Linked DNA regions of Homo sapiens: region 2 is linked to region 1. A link is a contact called in ENCODE Hi-C or POLR2A ChIA-PET data. All regions are on one chromosome and are shown on one strand. The core of a region is the stretch at or near the end of the contact, and the rest is flanking DNA. Distances in the headings are between cores, read along the strand shown.

Evidence for each region. Hi-C counts contacts between places; a loop is a spot of excess contacts on that map. ChIA-PET counts read pairs that join two places held with the same protein, here RNA polymerase II (POLR2A). Pooled maps may share reads with other maps.
Region 2: a pooled map shows a loop between it and region 1 (12-fold over the local background). The contact joins the promoter of CTSD here to the promoter of BRSK2 in region 1. A Hi-C loop is called at or near these places in 7 of 50 pooled maps. POLR2A ChIA-PET finds 5 or more read pairs at or near these places in 3 of 52 experiments (A549, OCI-LY7 and WTC11).

What each region holds. Positions count from the first base shown.
Region 1 is chr11:1,387,401-1,391,919 of GRCh38, forward strand. It overlaps BRSK2 (BR serine/threonine kinase 2), which reads left to right and starts at 2,534. Exons shown (of 20, transcript NM_001256627.2): 1 at 2,534-2,975. The coding sequence starts at 2,885. RefSeq lists a silencer at 1,931-2,300.
Region 2 is chr11:1,762,677-1,767,195 of GRCh38, forward strand. CTSD (cathepsin D) reads right to left here and starts at 1,251. Exons shown (of 9, transcript NM_001909.5): 1 at 1,116-1,251. The coding sequence starts at 1,183. RefSeq lists silencers at 821-910, 1,161-1,630.

The DNA.
Region 1 (4,519 bases), core at 1,284-3,783:
GTCTTGGCCTGGACGTCTTTGTGAGACTGGGCCCTTTCCTAACTCCGGCAACAGACCTTCGTGCTCGAGAGCCCTGGCTCCTTTGGGGCTCCTGCTCCCACCTTACACGCGACAGAGGGGGACCGAGGGCTGTGGCATCACAGTCGTGGGCATCTACTGGCTGGCCACACCCTGGTACACCCTCTCCTGGGGCACCCCAGTACCAGGCCCGCTGGAAGGAAGGGCAGTCATCCTGTTGATCCCCACAAAGATGGCAGCAGGGAGGGCGCGGCGTGCTATGGAGAAGGCGTTGAGTCTGGGGTTTTGTGCAGCACCTTCAAGAGGGGACAGCAGGGCCAAGGGAGGCTGGGAGGGCGATTTGAGGATAGGCACTCAAGAGGCTGAAGGCTGACTAGCCTCTTGCGCCCGGAGGACAGGCAGGGAGCCAGAAGAGAGGCCCCAGACTGAGCCCCAGAGGCCACCAATGGCATAGGCTGCTCAGACACAGACAGGGAAGAAAAGGCCTCAGGGCTGCAGTGAGGGTTGGGAGAGGGATGCAGGCTGGCAAGGAGGTGGGAAGGAAGAAAGCAAGAATTTTGGCCACTGGAGTAGCCGGATGCAAACGGTCAATAGGGCAAAATGCTGCTGAGGATGTCACAAAGGTGCGTCTGACTCTGCTGCAGCCTGGGAGGCCAGGTGACCATGGCAGCAGAGAGAGGGCATCTCAGGTCAAGTGCCCCTGCCCTCTGGCTGTGGCCTGACGCCCTCTCCTGGTCTCCTGCACACCCTCGGCCTCTGTTGGCACCTGGACCAGACCACTCCCAGTCAGCCTCCAGCCAGACCTCACTGCTTGACAGTTTCTCCAGCTGGAGGTCCCAGTCTACATTCAGCTAAAAATGTCTGCTGTCCCCACTCACAGCAGCAGCAGCGGGGGAAAGGGGAGTGCCCTCTGCCTCTGTCCCATGCTCTCAGCCCCCCTCCCCTGCCCCCACTGGTGGGGCCCTGATTGCTCATGCTCAGAGGCCCCAGAATTGGGTAGGGAGGACCCTTAGTCCACAGCATTTGAAGGGAAGCAGGGCGGGCGGGTGCAGGCCGAGAGTGGACAGGTGCTTTGGGGCCCACTCCCCTCCCCAGCTGGAAATACAGACAGCCCAAAGAGCAGGAGGGCGCACTGGGAAGACCCCGCAGTTTCCTGAGCTCATACGGGCTTACCAGCGTGGGGAGCGGACCACGGTCAGCAGCAGTGTGTGGCAGAGCCCGCAGGGGAAACGTTGCCCGCAGACCATACACGGGCAAGATCTGGGACCCCCACTTCTGCAGCGTTCCGGGTCTCCCTCACCTCTCCCCTCCCACCACCTTCTGCAGCACGGGCTTAAGGAAATACCAGTGTTTTTCTGCAAAGAAACAGAGGGTCCGTCCAGGTCTGGCTGCCTCTTCGGCTGCCTGTGTTTAGACCTCCAAAGGCTGCTCCCGGCAACCCCTGCCCAGCTGCTCAACCTGAAAGAGGGGTCGGTAGCAAGGGCCGGGAGGCGCCAGGGCGCTGCGGCCGGATCCCAGGTGAGTTCCTTGACTCCGCGCCGCGCAGGTCACTGTGGCATAACTGGGAAAACCGCCGCTTCTCCCTCGGGAGCGGAGGCGGAGGGCCACGTCCTCCCTGGGGGTGCACAATCTCTGCTTGGACAACGCCCGCGTGCAGTAGCCCCACAGACTCCCATGCAGCCCCCCCGCCACGTGTGCCGCATCCGCGCCCTGCATGCAACACCCGCCCCCTCCAGCGCAGCATGCCCCTCGCTGGCGTGCAGCACCCCCCATGTGTGCAGCACCCCTGCCCCGAATACAGCACCTCTCCCCAGTACAGCACTCCCGCCCCGCATGCAACACTCGCCCCCCTCCAGGGCAGCATCCCCATCCCCCGCGCGTGCAGCACCCCCTCGAGGGGCGGGAAACTCTTTGGGACACCCGGGGTCACGCCCTGCAGGGTAAAACCCCCGTCCAGGGCAGCCATCTGCACCCCCTCGCCATGGGCCCACTGCCTGCTCCGTCCCGGGATGCGCCTTAATGGCGGGTCGGGCGGCAGCGGGAGCTCTGCTGCCTGGTGGGACCGGACGTGGCAGCCGGCGGGCTGGAGGCTCCCAGGTCCCGGCCTCGCCCTGGCCTCGCCTCGCCCCCTAGAGTCTCCCCGAGCGCTCGTAGCGGCGGGGCGGGGTGGGGAGGCGCTGATTGGCCGGCGCGGGCACCGCTTGCCGCCGCCACGGCATCCCGCTGCGTTCGTACAGGCTCGTGTCGACTCGGCTCCGTTGCGCGGCCCGGCTCGGCTCCCCTCAGCTGCGCTCGACTCCGCTGTTCGGCTCGGCTGTTCGGCTTGGCTACAGGGCTCGGCTGTTCGGCTTGGCTACATGGCTCGGCTGCGCGGCTCGGCTCTGTTCGGCTCGGCTCGGCTGCTGGGCTCGGCTGTTCGGCTCAGCTGCGCGGCTCGGCTCGTCTCGGCTCTGTTCGGCTCGGCTCGGCTGCTGGGCTCGGCTGTTCGGCTCAGCTGCACGGCTCGGCTCGGCTCGGCTCGGCTCGGCTGCGCGGCCGCTGACGGGCGTGCGCTGGGGGCGCGGGGCGCGGGGCGCGGGCCTCGGCGGCGGCGGCGGCGGCGGCGGCGGAAGCCAGGTGCCCCCGCCCGCCCTGTCCTCTCGACGAGGCGGAGGCGTCGCCGCGGGCCAGGCCTCGGACTGCCGCGTCGGAGTGGACGCGGGGGGCGGCGGCGCGGGCGGACGCGGGCGGCGCGAAGCAGCGGGGCCCGCGGGGGCGCCCCGGCCGGGTCGGCGCGGACGGCACTCGGCGGACGCGGGCGGACGCTGGGCGGCCCCTCCCTGCCCGCGCGCCCGGGCGCCCCTGGCCGGCGCCGGGCCCCAGAGCGATGACATCGACGGGGAAGGACGGCGGCGCGCAGCACGCGCAGTATGTTGGGCCCTACCGGCTGGAGAAGACGCTGGGCAAGGGGCAGACAGGTGCGTGCGGCCGGGGCGGGGACCGGGGCCGGGGAGGCCGCGCTGGCAGCGCGCTGGGTGGGGGGCGCCCGAGGGAGGCCCCGGCCGCGAAGCCGCAGGCCCGGCCCGGGCCCCGGCCGCGAACAATGGGCGGCCCGTGCGCCCCCGTCCGCTCGTGCGCCCCGGTTCCGCCGCGGATCCCGCAGGCCGCTTGGCTGCGGTCGGCCGGGCGCGGCCCAAGGACACGCGGCGCGGCGCGGGGCGCGCAGGCGGACAGGGGCGCACGGGACGGCGCCCCTCGGGCCCCGCTGCAGGTGCGCGGCCCGGGCCGCATTGTGCGCCCCAGCGACCGGGCCCATTGTGCCGCGGGAGGAGGGGGCCGCGCGGGCGCCCATCTGCCGTCTGCCGCGGCCGCGCTAATAGGCGTGCTGCCCGAGCAGCTGCGCCCCCGGCGGGACTCCCACCTCCGCGCGCCGGCCACCGGGGCCTCCGGGCAGGCCCGATCTCCCTCCGCGGTGGGGGCGGGAGAGTGCGGGGACCTGCAGAGGGCTGGACAGCGCCTTGCGCTGCTCCGGCTCGGGCTCGGGCGGGCGGAGCGTCTGTGACCTGCATTCCCACGGGGCAGGGAGAGGCCATTGGTGCTGGGACCAGAAGTGCGTGGGACCTGACCCGTGGAGCAGCCCCGCGGCCTGCCGGTGGAGGGGGCTTCCCGGTGGGGCCTGGCTGTCATTCTAGGGAACAGGCCGGGTCCCTGCGGGGCCGAACCCAGGCCAGAGGCAACCCAGCTACCCTCGCATGTGGCCAACTCTCCCCGGCCCGCTGGGTTTGGCTAGCCCTTCATCTGGTCAGGCACATTCACAGAGTCGCCTTTGTGGAGGCTGGGGCTCAGCCATTTTCTTTCTTCTCTCAGGACCGGCCTGTCTCTTGGTGTCCCCGAGGTCCCACGGCACTGCCTCTCCCTTCCAATCCGAGAAGTTCCTTAGACCCGGGCGGGCAGGGGTGGAGGGAAGGAGGAGGAGAGCGCTGGTGCAGGGTGGAGGCTCAGCCCCTCACGGCTGCACAGAGGAGGAGCTGGGAGGTGGCGTTGGGGAAAGAAAGTGGGCCAGGCCCAGGCTCTTGGGGGAGGGCCGTGGCTGTGATGTAACTACGGCAGAGCTGCAGGAAGGGGTTTAGACTGAGGGGTTCAGGGGAGCTGCCTCACCTTGGGTGCACAGCCTTCCGCCACCCGCCACGGCACGGAAGGGCCCCTGGCCACAGGGCAGGACCTGGGCAGGTGGGGTGGTGCAGCCTGGGTTGGAGAAGGAGGTGGCATTCAGCCCATGTCACCTGAGTTCAAAATTCTCGTCTTTCCCGGAAAGAAAAACTAGTGTGTGAAATCCGTGGTGAAGGAGGGGCCCAGGGCAGCAGGATGCAGGAGTCAGTGAGATAATCCAATTACGGTCCCAATAAAATGTTATTATAAGGAAACATCTGCGTGTAAATGAAGACACGATGAGTTATGTGCTGTGCGCGGCCTCGGTGGGTAGGGGCTGGTCTCCACTCTTCATGGCATTCTGCTGGCGGCA
Region 2 (4,519 bases), core at 1-2,500, 370 kb after region 1:
CAGCTACCCTTCCCTCCAAGAAGCCCCAGGATCGTTTCCCCTCTGCTGTGTCTGTCCTCCTTGGAGAGGGGAGGCCTGTGGATAGGCTGGCAAGGTCAAGGCAGGCTCAGGCTTGTGGCTACTCCCCCACAACGACTTTAATTGGGGCTACCCGCCCCCGGGCCATTCCCCACAGCCTTTGGTGAGGCTCAGTCCTACCCAGCTGGCCCAGCCAGCTCCAGCCCCTGCAGCCTTCTGACCTCACCCACCTGCCAAAAGGCAGTGGACCCATCGCAGATCCCAGGTCTCCCACAAAGGCCCAGAGCAAGGGTGGGGCAGGTGCCCAATGGGATGGGTCAGCATACCCCTCCTGGGAATGCGGGCTGCCTTGCAAGGGCTGGGGAGGGGGTCAAGAAAGCAGACTGCAGCATGGCCCTCCTCTGCCCAGCTGGTCAGGCATGGCCGGGCCCCATCCCATCCAGGCCCAATCGGTGGCCTCACCTGGCACAGGGGATCGGCCTGAGGAGCGTGTGGGCCTCACTACAGCACAACCCCAGGCCCGGGGTGGGTGAGCCGACCCACTCCCCATGCCTCCTCCTCTCTCAGGGACATGGGAACTCCTAGGGTCTCGAGGGGTCTCCCAGCCCAGGGCCTGTGATAAGAGCCGCTGGAGCAAACTTTTAAAGCCCCCAGTTCACAGGTGGTAAAGGGGTCCCTAAGGAAATGGACTCGCCCAGACTCGGGGGCTCTGAGGCCTGACCTAGGTCTCCAGCAACAAGGGCGCTCAGTACAGACCCCAATTCCACCTGCCCCGAATGAGCACTACCTCCCCCCGCCCCGCCCCGTCTCCAGGGAGGCTGCGGTCAGTCTGCAGTCCTCAAGGTACAACCCAGGGTGGCATATGGGGGAGAGGCATCTGGCGCCTCTGCCCCGGGTCCCCTGCACCTCCGGAGCCCGGCGCCCCGTAGGCGGGTGGTCCGTGCAGGAGGCCGCGCAGGGCGGCACAGGTGCATTCCAGCGCGGGGGGCGCAAGGGGCTCGTGGGGGCCACAGGGGAGCGCGAAAGTCACCACAGGCCCCGGGACCTCGGCGCCGCGACCCCTGCCCGTCCCTGAGCCCCGGCCCCTGAGGCTTCACCTGACGAGCGCGGAGGCGGGTGCAGCCAGCAGGCAGAGGGCGAGCGGCAGAAGGCTGGAGGGCTGCATGGCGGCGGCGGCCGGGTCGGAGAGGGTCGCCGAGGCCGTGCGCTTATAGCCGGGATGACGCCGCAGTTGGGCCGGATCAGCTGACCCGCGTGTTTGCACCCGGACCGGTCACGTGGGCGCGGCCGGCGTGCGCGGGGCGGGGCGGAGCGGGGCCTGGCCTGGGCGGGGCAACCTCGGCGCACGCGCACAGCGCCCGGGCGGGGGGCGGGGTGGTGGTGCGCCTGCCGCGCCTACAGTTCCCGCCGCTCGCGCCCGCGGGGTCAGCCCGGCCCAGCTTCTGGGGTCTGGAGGATTCCCGTTTCGGCCTGGCCTGGGGTCGTGGGGCGGCCCACCCTGGAGGGCCCCGCGGGGTGACCCCTGTCCCGGCCGCCGCGGCCGTCCCCGCGTCCAGGCCTGCGCGGGGCGCTGCGCCGTGGGCTCCTGCACCTGCTCCTCCCGGCGCCCCCTCGTCCCCCTCCGAGACGCTCCCAGACATCCTCTCTGGAAGCCTCTTGCAAACCAAGGTTAAATTCAAAGTCCCCAGCCCACCGAATGGACCCTCCGCTCCTCTACAGGGCTTCCAGAGAAACCTGGAAAACCAGCTCAGGCCCTGCCGCAAAGGGGGTCGGACCCGCTCCGCCCTCTCCCTCTGGGCGCTGTGCTTAGAGACTCAGGCCTCACCGATGGCTCTAGCCTCCAGATCCCAAATTCCAGCCTCACACTGGCACAGCCTCACGTGGCAGACAGCAGGCCCGAAGGCAGGCAAAGTATTCCACCCTAAAATACATTCCTTTCACATGTTTTGATATGGCACTGCACAGCTGTCTCTTGAGGGGGCGAAATTCGCGTTTTCTAGAGAAGCTCCTTCCCTTAGGAGGTCGGGCACCTTTTGTCCACTCACGTCAACTCTTTTTTTTTTTTTTTTTTTTTTGAGACAGAATCTCGCTCTGTGGCCCAGGCTGGAGTGCAGTGGCATGATCTCGGCTCACTGCAACCTCTACCTCCTGGGTTCAAGCGATTCTCCTGCCTCAGCCTCCTAAGTAGCTGGGATTACAGGCGCGTGCTACCACGCCTGGCTAATATGTATATATACACACACGTATGTATATATATATATACACACACACACATATATAGTGTATATATACACATATATATACGTATATATATACACTATATATGTATATACATATATGTATATGTGTATATATGTGTATATATACATGTATATGTGTATATATGTGTATATATATACATGTATATGTGTATATATATACATGTATATGTGTATATATATACATGTATATGTGTATATATATACATGTATATGTGTATATATATACATGTATATGTGTATATATATATACATGTATATGTGTATATATGTTTTGTATTTTTAGTAGAGATGGTGTTTCACCATGTTGGCCAGGCTGGTCTCGAACTCCTGACCTCAGGTGATCTGCCTGCCTCAGCCTTCCAAAGTGCTGGGATTACAGGCGTGAGTAATCCCACTTTAACTCTTTAGGCAAAACATAACTCTTTCAACCACTTGCCAATCAGGAAATCTTTGAATCCCCTATGACCTGGAAGCTGCCCCTGCCAACCCTGTTTCTAGGCTGAACCAATGTATATCTTACATATGTTGATTTATGGTTTTGGCCTGTAACATCTGTCTCTGTAAAATCCGTAAAACCAGGCCGGGCATGGTGACTGTTGCCTATAATCCCAGCATACTCGGAGGCCAAGGTGGGAGCATTGCTTGAGCTGAAGAGCTTGAGATCAGCCTGGGCAACATGGTGAGACCCTGTCTCTACAGAAAAGACCTGAAAATTTTAAAAAAAAGTATAAAGCCAAGCTGTTACCCAGCCACCTTGCTCACATATTCTCAGGACCTGCTGAGGTGGTTTCACAGGTCATAGTCCTCACATTTGCTCAGAATAAATATCTTCAAATATTTTATAGTGTTTGGCTTTTTTTCAACAACACTCCCTATACCCAGGGTACCCAGATGGACCTCATCCTTACTCTCCAAGTGTCCCCTGCCCAAGCGCCCACTCTCCACCTCCTCAGAGCAGCACCTCACTGGGCCCTGCCCTGGCCACCCTGGGCCCTCCTCCCTTAGCCCAGACTTGCCCATCTCCAATGTGGCACCATCCCTGGAACCCCATCTCCAACGTGGCACCGTCCCTGGAACCCCGTCTTCAACGTGGCACTGTCCCTGGAACCCCATCTCTAACGTGGCACCGTCCCTGGAACCCCGTCTTCAACGTGGCACTGTCCCTGGAGGCCTGTCTCCAACGTGGCACCGTCCCTCTAGGCCCCGACCTCAAAGGTGAGCAGTGTATCCAGGTCAGAAACTGGGTCTCCCGACACTGAGCCTGCAGAGGCCATGGTGACAGTTGCCCCAGGACTTCACCATTCTCGTGTGCCCTGGTCCTGCCTGGCATGGGGGACTGAATTAGGCCTGTTGGAGGGGAGGGCCCGGTCATTCCCCAGATGCTCTGGAGCACACAGCCAGGCGGGAGGTGCGGTCGCTGTAAGTAGGAAAGGGATATTGGGACAAATCATTTAAGGCAGGTCCAAGTCACACAGGAAATGGAGCCAGGGGATGTGCTCAACAGCGACCTCCGCAGGAAGGTCCCTCCAAGAAGGTGGCATCTGAGCTTGGACCCAAATGAAGGATGCTTCCCCATGCTCTCACCCAGGGTGCGTTTTCTCCTCCCAGCTCCCTGCGAGGTAGATGGGCCCAACCCCGCTTTACAGAGGCAGTGAGGTTCTGTGGTTCTCGGCGGGCGGGATTGGAATTCCCACCTTTTCTGTAACCAAATATATCAGGACCTTGGCCCTTGCGGAACCTCCCCGAAGCTGGATCTGCCTGATGGCCACAAATGAGTGGCTGCCCCCTCAGCCCCACCTTCCCGCCCATTTAGAGCCCTTCATCTGAGGGGGTTCTAAGCCTGAACACAGAAGCCCGAGCAGACAGACACCCTTGCCCTCAGAATCTGCCCAGCTGCTGGGGGTCCACACCTTGCCCTCAGAATCCGCCCAGCTGTTGGGGGCCCACGGCCAGCCTGGACCTGGCACCTGGGGTTATCACGTGCTTTCCAGTGGGCTGGGATCTTGGAGATGTCAGCCGACCCTGGGGGACTGGACTCCAGCAAGGGGTGAAAGATGGTCCCAGCTAGTGTCCCCTGAGCCACCCTGCTCGGTCCCCAGGTCCAGTGGTGGACGAAGCATTTGGTGTCCAGGATACTGAGATACGCACCTGTGAGGACGCATGCCCACAGAGCGTGGCCGACACTCCACCCAGAGGTCCCGGTGAGCCGGTGAGGCTGCGAGCCAGTGGGTAGTGCGGAT